2 separate regions of the Homo sapiens genome follow, and region 1 is linked to region 2. Evidence: chromatin loops called from intact Hi-C (ENCODE). Cell type or tissue: K562. All regions are shown on one strand. Links, peaks and the distances in the headings refer to the core of each region. The heading gives the core; the rest is flanking DNA.

Region 1 (5,643 bases), core at 976-4,975, 210 kb after region 2:
CCAGGCTGGTCTTGAACTCCTGAGCTCAGGCAATCCACCTTCCTCAGCCTCCCAAAGTGCTGGGATTATAGGCGTGAGCCACTGCGCCTGGCCACCAATACTATCTTATGACTCATTTTAACCCGATAACAACAACACTATTTGTATATACAAACACAAAGCAAAACAAAAACTAATAATAATTCTGTGCTTTAACTTCATCCCCCACTTCCTAACTTTTTGTTGTTTCTATTTATATCTTATTGTATTGGCTATGTCTTGAAAAATTGTTGTAGTTATTATTTTGGGTATGTTCACCATTTAGTCTTTCTACTTAGGATAAGAGTAATTTACACATCACAATTACAGTATTATAATGTTCTGTTTTTCTGTATACTTACTATTACCAGTGAGTTTTGTACCTTCATATGATTATGTATTGCTCATGAATGTTCTTTTCTACCTGATCGAAGTACTCGCTTTAACATTTCTTGTAGGACAGGTCTGGTATTTATGAAATCCCTTAGCTTTTGTTTATCTGGGACAGTCTTTGTTTTGTCTTCATGTTTGAAGAATATTTTTCACTGGATATACTATTCTAAGGTAAAAGTGTTTTTTTTTTTTCCCCTTCAGCACATTAAATGTGACAAGCAACTCTCTCCTGGCCTGTAGGATTTCCACTGAAAAGTCTGCTGCCAAATGTATTGGAGCACCATTGTATGTTATTTGTTTTCCCTTGTTGCTTTTAGGATCCTTTCTTTATCCTTGACCTCTGGGAGTTTGATTATTAAATGCCTTGAGGTAGTCTTTTTTGGGTTAAATCTGCTTGTTGTTCCATAACCTTCTTGTATTTGAATTTTGATACCTTCTCTAGGTTTGGGACTTTCCCTGTTATTGTTCATGTGGATGAACTTTCTATCCTTATCTCTTTTTCTGCTGCCTCTTTAAGGCCAATAACTCTTAGATTTGCATTTTTGAGGCTATTTTCTAGATCATGTAAATGTGCTTTTTTTAAAAAAAGCACATTTGTCTCCTTTGACTGCGTATTTTCAAGTAACCTGTCTTCAAGCTCACTAATTCTTTCTTCTGCTTGATTAATTCTGCTATTAAAGGACTCTGATGCATTCTTCAGTATGCCATTTGCATTTTTCACCTCCAGAAATTCTTCTTGATTCTTTTAAATTATTTCAATCTCTTTGTTAAATTTATCTTTCAGAATTCCGAATACATTTTCTGCATTATAATGAATTTCTCTGATTTTCCTCCCTATAGCTATTTTGAATTCTCTGAAAGGTCACATGTCTCTGTTCTTCCAAAATTGGTCTCTTGTGCCTTATTTAGTACATTTTGTGATGTCATGTTTTCCTGGATGGTGTTTATGCTAGTAGATATTTTTCAGTGTCTGGGCATTAAAGGATTAGGTATCTATTGTAGTCTTAATATTGGTAACCATTCTTCTTACGAAGGCTTTTCAGATATTTGAAAGGACTTGGTTGTTGTGATGTAAGCTGTATCTGCTTTAGTGGGCACCCCAAGCCCAATAACAATGTGCTTCTTGCAGACTTGTAGAGGTACTGCCTTAATGGTCTTGGACAAGATCTGGTAGAATTCTTTGGATTACCAGGAAGAGACTCTTGTTCCCTTCCTTTACATTTTCCCAAAGATACAGAGTCTCTCTCTCTTTTTTGAGCCACCTAAAACTGGTGGTAGACACAAGCAGCCCTGTGGCCACCACCACTGTGACTACACTGAGTCAGACCTGAAGCCATCATAGCACAGGGTCTCATCCAAGCCCTGCTGTAATCAATCTTGGCTACTGCTTATGTTAGCTCAAGGCCCTTGGGGTCCACAATCAGGAGGTGGCAAAACCAGCCAAGACTGCATTCTTCCCTTTAGGGGGGCAATGTTTCCCAATCCCTGGATGAGTCCAAAAGTGCTGTCTGGGAGTCAGTAACTTAAGTAAAAGTCCTCTGCTATCTACCTGGTGTTCTGTTGCACTGCGGCTGAGCTGGCACTCAAACCACATGAGGCAGTACTTTCCACTCTTCCCGCCCCTTTCCAAAGGCAGAGGAGCCTCACTCCATAGCCACCACTACCCTAGGCCATGAGGAGTACTGCCAGGCTACTGCTAATGTTCTCTTAATGCCCAAGGGCTCTTAAGTCAGCTTGTCATGAATGCTGCCTGGCCTTGGACTCACTCTCCAGGGCAGCGGGCTTCCCACTGGCCCAGGGCAGGTCCAGAAATGCTGTCCAAGAGTCAAGTACTGGAATCAAGGACCCCAAGAGCACGCTTGGTGCTTTATCCCCTTGTGGCCTTGCTGGTACCTGAGGTACAAGACAAAGTCTCCTTGACTTTTCTTTCTGTTTTTTGCAAGCAGGAGTAGTGCCCTATAGCCACCACAGATGCTTATGTGGTGAGTCTCAGCTGAAGCCAGCAAGTCTCAGAGGTGCACCCAAGACCCTGGCTGTAGTACCTGGGTATCACTAGTTATTCAGGGCCCAAGGGCTCTTCAGTTAGCAAGTGATTAAGGCTGCCAGGACTGGGTCCTTTCCTTCAAGGCTGCAGGTTTCCTTCTTGCCCAGGGTGTGTCTAGAAATGTGTTCTGGAAGCTAGGAGCTGGAATGGGGGCCTCATGACTCTGACAGGTGCCCTTTCCTGCTGTGGCTGTGCCGGTATCCTAGATGGAAGATGCAGTTCTCCCAACTCTTTCTCTCCTCTACTCAAGTGAAAGGAAGGGGTCTGTTATGGAGCTGTGAGCTGTACAGCCTGGGGTTAGAGGAGGCGTGATTGCAGCACTCCCTTGGCTTCCCCATCTGGTGTCTCAGTATGTCATGTGCCCCTGCAGTTCACTGTCTCTGGGCCTAATTTAGCACTAGGACTCACCTAAGATTTGCAGTCCTTATGGCCTAGACTGCCTTTCAAGTTTACTTGGAGACAGAGAGTGCTGTAGCCTTTGGTAGCGAGGTTTGCAGGCACTCAAGTTTGGATTGCTGGGATCTGCGATTCCCCTCTGGCTAGGGTTGGTTTAAAAGCTCCCCCTATAGGCAAGCATCAGCTGAGTGTTTTGAGGGTTTTCTTTCTGCTCCAACAAGAGAGTAATGAGTTCATTTCCTCACAATTGCTGTGCGCTCTCCTCCCCAGCATCCAGAGTTGCTCTCCACACCATGCTGGTGATGCTGGGGTGGGGGATGCGTGGTATTGACAATTCAGGACTGTTTTTTCTATCTCTTCAGTGCCTCTTTCAGTAATACATAGTTAAAACCAGGTACTGTAAATGCTTACCTGATTTTGCATTCTTTTGTAGATGTTTTTTTCTTTGTAGATAGTTGTTAACCTGGTGTCCTTGTGGAGGAACAACAGTAGAGGTTTCTATTCTGCCATCTTGCTCTGCCCTCCAAAGCCCGAAAATGTTTTTATTTTTAAAGTCTTGCGATGCGATATAACTTTCCTTTTGTATCTATGTATCATTACTTTAATATAGTTGTGTTTTTGAAAAAAATGATAGAGGATACATGTACTAAATTAGTTTCCATGTATGTCTAGGTTGAGATTAGCTAATATTCCAAGTCGACATAAACTAGGCACCAATGTATACTTGATGTCAGTTTCCCAAATTGCAAGCACAGGGCAAAAGCGTAGATAAATAACTGATAAATAACTAACTTAAAGAATTTTGCACTCATGTCAAAAGATTGCTGTGACAGTTAAATGGCATAATATATGTAAAACATTTAGAATAGCATCTGGCACATAGTAAGCACTATGTGTCTTTGTTGTTGATGCTGTTACTGTTGTTAAAAAATTATACTACAGTATATTTGCGTGTGTGTGTGTATGCGTGTGTATGTATCAAGGGCTTGACTTTAGTTTTAAAATATCTACAATTTGTTCTGTCAAGTACTTAGATTTAATCAACAATTCTAAATTATCTTCAAAAATCCAAGAGAAACACATAGGTATGTAAATATGAATAGAACAATGGTGTAATATTCATTATTTATTTTTAATTCTATTAACATGGTTTATTTGCATCTTATAGCTATTTTCCTTTATAGTCAAGTACATGCCAATATAGGTGTCATGATTTTACTAATACTCTATGTGTGTGGATTAAAAAGTCAGCTCTTTATCATTTATTTATTCTTTAGCACTATGCTTACAATTTGGGAAACTGTTGTCAGGTATACATTGATGCCTAGTTTATATTGACTTGGAAAATTAGCTAATCTCCCTCTAGGCATGGAAATCTGATTTAATACATGTTTTTTTTTTTTTTTTTTTTTTTTTTTGAGACGGAGTTTCGCTCTGTCGCCCAGGCTGGAGTGCAGTGGCGTGATCTCGGCTCACTGCAAGCTCTGCCTCCCGGGTTCACGCCATTCTCCTGCCTCAGCCTCCTGAGTAGCTGGGACTTACAGGCACCTGCCACCACGCCCGGCTAATTATTTTGTATTTTTAGTAGAGATGGGGATTCACCGTGTTAGCCAGGATGGTCTCGATCTCCTGACCTTGTGATCCACCCGCCTCAGCCTCCCAAAGTGCTGGAATTACAGGTGTGAGCCACCGAGCCCAGCCTGCATTCTCTGTAATTAACCCCAGTGTGCAGATGAGGAAACTGAAGAACGTTAACAATAGTAACTCAAATTTCTCTGACTCTTGACTCTGCTTACTTATATAAGGCCTCTAGCTCCTTGCAGATCTTCTAATTTCACTCTTCCCTATCATCTATTATTTCTGAGTGTCCAGATACAGCTTGTGAATCTATACAGTTTGTGTTGTGTGCTTCTGTTGCATACTTACGCTTCTGTGTGTCCCTTACCTAGCACTAGTTTCCAACTAGGTACTGTTGCCACTCTGTTAGGCAGTATAGTCTATTGTGTGTTTTGGGGAGAGTGGAGGTACTTTTTATTTGTACTCTATTGACTCTCAGAAGGTAGCATCATTGCTTCATTATCCCTCAGGGGAAAAAGCAGTCTTCTGCTGGGTGCCACCACACTTTCCTTGGACACTATTGCTGCTTTTCTAGACCACCCTCTAGAACACTGATGGTAGCGAAGGTGAACTGTCCTTTGTGATAAAGAGACCCCTCTTTTGCTTTGTTCTACATGATTAGTGGAGTTGAGAACAGTCTGCTTATCTCTGAATGTACTGGAATTTTTTTATTGAAACTGCAGTTTGCAACTTTTACACAAAATACTCTTTCTTTTCAGAGCTTAGATATGTTTCCATGAGGCTCGGCCAAGGACAGATTTGAGTCATATGTTATATGTGGAATTACTACTCCCTTCAGATGACTAAGATTTGTTGCTAGGTCGAGTTTTTGTCTTTTCCCATCTCTCTCTCTCACTTCCTGTAGGATGAATTTCCTCTTAGTAGCCTCTTTGTCCCCCAGTTTATCCTTCCAGATTTGTTCAAGGATTTCTTAACCAATCATTTAGACTCAAGCTTGACTCATTTTCATAGAGAAGAGACCATTTGGTTTTGCAGTACCCAGTGTGCCCTCTTCAAGGTGTGAGTCATCAACAAAGATAGAATTCTGCTGCAATTTGATTTTTGTAAAAATAAAGTGGTTTCAGCTGATGAAGCAGAACCAATAGGGGCTATCAAGTTGTGCTGCTTAAATGCATTTTTACATTTCAACCTTTTCAAAGATCTTAATTAAAAAG
Region 2 (5,617 bases), core at 1,618-5,617:
TTGCAGTCTCCATATGATTTTTTTGGCTGTAAGCAGTGTCAGTGGTGCCTGTGATTTTCTCAGTGGCATAGGGTGCAGCTGCTAGTACAGGCTGTGACATTTTCGTGGTCACAGGTATATCAGGTTGGCCAGTGCTCAGGCTTTATTGGTGAAAACATCAGGCTGAGCATGCCTGTCACTGGGCCTCTGGGTGGCATAAGCTGGCATTGGCATTAGTTGGTCCAGGTGGGCTGATTCCTGGGGCTCCAGGTAGCTTGCTCACATGTTGGCAGTGGCAGAAGTGGGCTGGGTGAGTGGCCATATCCTCAGGCCTCTTGGCAGTGGGCGTGGCATGGTGATGGCAGTAGCAGTGGCAGGATAATCCTCTGCCTTGCAATTGGTCCTCACTAGTGTTGGCAGTGACTACAATGGGCTGGGTGGGCTAGTACCCAGGCCTGCATGTGGCATGTGTGAGTGGATGCCTGCTGTGGTAGTAGCATCAGGTTGGGTGGGCTCATTCCCAGGACCCTGGGAAGAGTGCTCTGGTGTTAATGGTGGTTTATGGGGCAGGGCAATTCCCAGACCACCTGATGGCATGTTCAGCACTAGTAGGTGGAATCAGGCTGAGTAGGCCTGTCCTCGGGTCCCTTTTTTTTGTTGGCAATTTTTTGATTACCATTTCAATTTTGCTGCTTGTTCAGAGATTCTGTTCAGAGATTCTGTATCTTGCTAGTTTAATCTAGGAGGGTTGTATATTTCCAGGAATTCATCCATCTTTTCTAGGTTTTCTAGTTTATGCTCATAAAGGTGTTCATAGTAGCCTTAAATGATCTTTTTTATTTCTGTGGTATCAGTTGTAATCTCCTGTTTTATTTCTAATTGAGCTTATTTGGATCTTCTCTCTTCTTTTCTTGGTTATCTCACTAATGATCTGTCAATTTTATTTATCTTTACAAAGAACAAGCCTTTTGTTTCATTTATCTTTTGTAATTTTTGTTTGTTTCAATTTCATTTAGTTCTTCTCCGATTTTTCTTATATCCTTTCTTCTGCTAAGTTTGGGTTTGGATTGTTCTTTCTCCAGTTCCGTGAGGTGTGACCTTGGATTGTCTATTTGTGCTCTTTCAGACTTTTTGATGTAGGTATTTAGTGCTATGAACTTTCCTCTTAGCACAGCTTTTGCTGTATCCCAGAGGTTTTGATAGGTTGTGTCACAATTATCGTATTGTACAGTTCAAAGAATTGCAAAAATATAGAACCAGCCCAAATGCCCATCAATCAATGAGTGGATAAAGAAAATGTGATATATATATATCCCATAGAATATTACTTAGCCATACAAAGGAATGAAATAGTGGCATTCACAGCAACCTGGGTGGAATTGGAAACTATTATTCTAAGTGACGTAACTCGGGAATGGAAAGCCAAACATTGTACGTTCTCACTCATAATTGGGATCTAAGCTATGAGGATGCAAAGGCATAAGAATGATACACTGGACTTTGGGGACTTGGGGGAATGGGTGGGTGGTGGCAAGGAATAAAAGACTACATGTTGGGAACAGGGTGCACTGCTCAGGTGATGGGTGCACCAAAATCTCAGAAATCATGACTAAGTAACTTATTCATGTAACCAAACACCACTCGTTCCCCCAAAACCTATTGAAATTAAAAAAAAAACAAAACACATGCACACGAATGTTCATTGCAGTACTATTCAGAATAGCAAAGACATGGAGTCAACCTAAATGCTCATCAATGACAGATTGTCCAAAGAAAATGTGATACATATACACCACGGAATACTATGCAGCCATAAAAAAGAATGAGACTCTGTTATTTGCAGGAACATGGATGGAGCTGCAGGCCACTATTCTTAGCATATTTACCCAGGAACAGAAAACCAAATATTGCATGTTCTCACTTATAAATGGGTGCTAAATGATGAGAACTCATGGACACAAAGAGGGGAGCAACAAACACTGGGACCTACCAGAGGGAGGAGGGTGGGAGGAAGAAGATCAGAAAACATAACAATTGGACTAGGCTTAGTACCTGGGTGACTAAAAAATCTGTACAACAAATTTCTGTGTCATGAGTTTACCTATATAACAAACCTACATGTGTACCCCTGAACATAAATAAAAGATTTTAAAAATTTAACTGATTATATGTTTAATGTTTATTTTTGGGCTATTCTATTTCATTTGTTTATGTCTGTCCTTATGCTGGTACCACGCTATTTTGATTACTTCAGGTTTGTTGTAAGTTTTGAAATCAGGAAATTTGAATCATCCAACATTGTTCTTTTTCAAAATTATTTTGAGTACTCTGAGCCCCTTGAAATTCCATATATATTTTAGAATAGACTTTTTTATTTATACCAAAAACATCATTGGGATCCTGATCGGGATTGCTTTAAATCTATAGATCACTTTTGTGAAGTATTATCCATTTTAATAATTGTAAGTTTTCTAATTCATGAACATAGAATGTCTTCTCATTACTTATGCCTCCTTCAATTTCTTTCAGCAATGTTTTGTATTTTGCAATGTACAAGTCTTTTGCCTCACTGGTTAAATTTATTCCTAAGTACTTTACTCTTCTTGATAGTATTGTAAATTGAATTGTTTTATTAGTTCCCTTTTTAGATATTTACTTCATAGCATATAGGAATGTAGCTGATATTTTTGTGTTTATTTTGTATTCAGCAACTTTGTTGAATTTGTATATTACCTCTGTGTATGTGTTTGTCTCCCTCTCTCTCCCTCTGTATAATATTTGGCGTTTGCTACACATAAGGTCATGCCATACGTGAACAGAGGTAATTTTACTTTTTTTCTGTTTTTTTTTCTTTCTTGCCTAATTCCTCTGATTAGAACTTCTAATACTATGTTGAATAAAAATGGCAAATGTAGGCATCTTTGCCTTGTTCTTCATAATAAGACATCCTGTGATTTTTAACATGCATTATGTTGTATGTTTTGGCAGCATTGTTGTTTTTCTTGCAAATAATTTAATAGTTTAACTCAAAGCTTCTAGGATGCTTTCATGTTGTTAGGTGAATCATTCCATGACTGCCGAATAAGGAATTTTCCAAGTGAATCTCAGAAATTTGTGTTTTAATAAGTGCTTCAGGTGATTCTGTTGCATACTCAAGTTTGAGAACCATTGTCCAAGGGGCAAAAGCTGCCATTGCCAATTGCTCTTTTTTATCTGAGAGGGGGCAGGATCCTCCTGGTCCACTGCTTGTGGATGCAACTTATTAAATGAAATAAGGCCATGAGTACTCTAGGGCCCAATCTCTGCTTTTTGTTTTGTTCACTCCTGTTTAAAATTTCACTCAGGGCTCTCTTTGGAAGAATTGCACTTACCTTTGCCATCCGGGGCTGAGGTTTCATTTTCTTTGGTTATTCCCCAGGCCAGTACCATTTGCTTTTTACTTTCCAGAAGTTCTGTAAAGATTGTTGATGGTACCCTTTCTTAGCTTTTTTTTTTTTTTTTGGTCTTGATATAGTCCTATTCTTCTAAAAAATCTTTTCATTTGTCTCCGTCAGACTTTGATGGAGAGGAGGGGAGATATTGTTTACATTTGTTAAAAATGGCTTTTAAGTTAAATTCTAACTAAGGGTCTATTAGGAAATAAAATTGCCTTCTGACTCCTTTTGATTTATTTTGCAGAATTGCATATATCCAAAGCTCTGGGTAATTATTAAACATTAGAAGTATAGAACAAACAGGCCAGCCAGGCCCGGCGAGGCCGCGGCGGGTCCGGCGCCCCGGACCTCCGGACCCGGAGGTCCGGCGCCCTGGTTGGCGCCCTGCCCCCAAAGTCCGTCCTCCCCGTTAGGTGGCGCCCAAGGGGAGGGGACAGCCGGGCAGGCAGGAAGCTGCGGCTTAAAAGGGCAACCCGCGCCGGACCCTTCCTTCCTAGTCGCGGGGAGTCTGAGAAAGCGCACCTGTTCCGCGACCGTCACGCACCCCTCCTCCGCCTGCCGCGATGTACCGCTACCTGGCCAAAGCGCTGCTGCCGTCCCGGGCCGGGCCCGCTGCCCTGGGCTCCGCGGCCAACCACTCGGCCGCGTTGCTGGGCCGGGGCCGCGGACAGCCCGCCGCCGCCTCGCAGCCGGGGCTCGCATTGGCCGCCCGGCGCCACTACAGCGAGTTGGTGGCCGACCGCGAGGACGACCCCAACTTCTTCAAGATGGTGGAGGGCTTCTTCGATCGCGGCGCCAGCATCGTGGAGGACAAGTTGGTGAAGGACCTGAGGACCCAGGAAAGCGAGGAGCAGAAGCGGAACCGGGTGCGCGGCATCCTGCGGATCATCAAGCCCTGCAACCATGTGCTGAGTCTCTCCTTCCCCATCCGGCGCGACGACGGCTCCTGGGAGGTCATCGAAGGCTACCGGGCCCAGCACAGCCAGCACCGCACGCCCTGCAAGGGAGGTATCCGTTACAGCACTGATGTGAGTGTAGATGAAGTAAAAGCTTTGGCTTCTCTGATGACATACAAGTGTGCAGTGGTTGATGTGCCGTTTGGGGGTGCTAAAGCTGGTGTTAAGATCAATCCCAAGAACTATACCGAAAATGAATTGGAAAAGATCACAAGGAGGTTCACCATGGAGCTAGCAAAGAAGGGCTTTATTGGTCCTGGCGTTGATGTGCCTGCTCCAGACATGAACACAGGTGAGCGGGAGATGTCCTGGATTGCTGATACCTATGCCAGCACCATAGGGCACTATGATATTAATGCACACGCCTGTGTTACTGGTAAACCCATCAGCCAAGGGGGAATCCATGGACGCATCTCTGCTACTGGCCGTGGTGTCTTCCATGGGATTGAAAACTTCATCAATGAAGCTTCTTACATGAGCATTTTAGGAATGACACCAGGGTTTAGAGATAAAACATTTGTTGTTCAGGGATTTGGTAATGTGGGCCTACACTCTATGAGATATTTACATCGTTTTGGTGCTAAATGTATTGCTGTTGGTGAGTCTGATGGGAGTATATGGAATCCAGATGGTATTGACCCAAAGGAACTGGAAGACTTCAAATTGCAACATGGGTCCATTCTGGGCTTCCCCAAGGCAAAGCCCTATGAAGGAAGCATCTTGGAGGTCGACTGTGACATACTGATCCCAGCTGCCACTGAGAAGCAGTTGACCAAATCCAACGCACCCAGAGTCAAAGCCAAGATCATTGCTGAAGGTGCCAATGGGCCAACAACTCCAGAAGCTGATAAGATCTTCCTGGAGAGAAACATTTTGGTTATTCCAGATCTCTACTTGAATGCTGGAGGAGTGACAGTATCTTACTTTGAGTGGCTGAAGAATCTAAATCATGTCAGCTATGGCCGTTTGACCTTCAAATATGAAAGGGATTCTAACTACCACTTGCTCCTGTCTGTTCAAGAGAGTTTAGAAAGAAAATTTGGAAAGCATGGTGGAACTATTCCCATTGTACCCACGGCAGAGTTCCAAGACAGTATATCGGGTGCATCTGAGAAAGACATTGTGCACTCTGCCTTGGCATACACAATGGAGCGTTCTGCCAGGCAAATTATGCACACAGCCATGAAGTATAACCTGGGATTGGACCTGAGAACAGCTGCCTATGTCAATGCCATTGAAAAAGTCTTC

What was found. Hi-C counts contacts between places; a loop is a spot of excess contacts. Peaks named below come from ENCODE experiments on the same cell type or tissue, not always from the same donor. Only the 100,000 strongest peaks of a DNase experiment are listed, where the experiment ranks them.
Region 1: it touches region 2 in a loop (8-fold over the local background); 1 of 110 quality-filtered maps calls a loop at or near these places.

Annotation. Positions count from the first base shown.
Region 1 is chrX:121,251,511-121,257,153 of GRCh38, forward strand. No RefSeq gene overlaps it. Among named protein-coding and RNA genes, the nearest start is that of MIR3672, 120 kb to the right of the region's middle. In K562, for the core only: a CTCF peak has its summit at 3,003; no DNase peak of the experiment used is centred there.
Region 2 is chrX:121,043,709-121,049,325 of GRCh38, forward strand. GLUD2 (glutamate dehydrogenase 2) reads left to right here and starts at 3,902. Exons shown (of 1, transcript NM_012084.4): 1 at 3,902-5,617. The coding sequence starts at 3,977. It overlaps LOC105373328 (a long non-coding RNA gene), which reads right to left and starts at 3,766. Exons shown (of 4, transcript XR_938572.4): 1 at 3,351-3,766. In K562, for the core only: CTCF peaks have their summits at 3,827 (motif pointing right) and 4,523; a DNase peak (open chromatin) is centred at 3,833; H3K4me3 peaks cover 828 bases.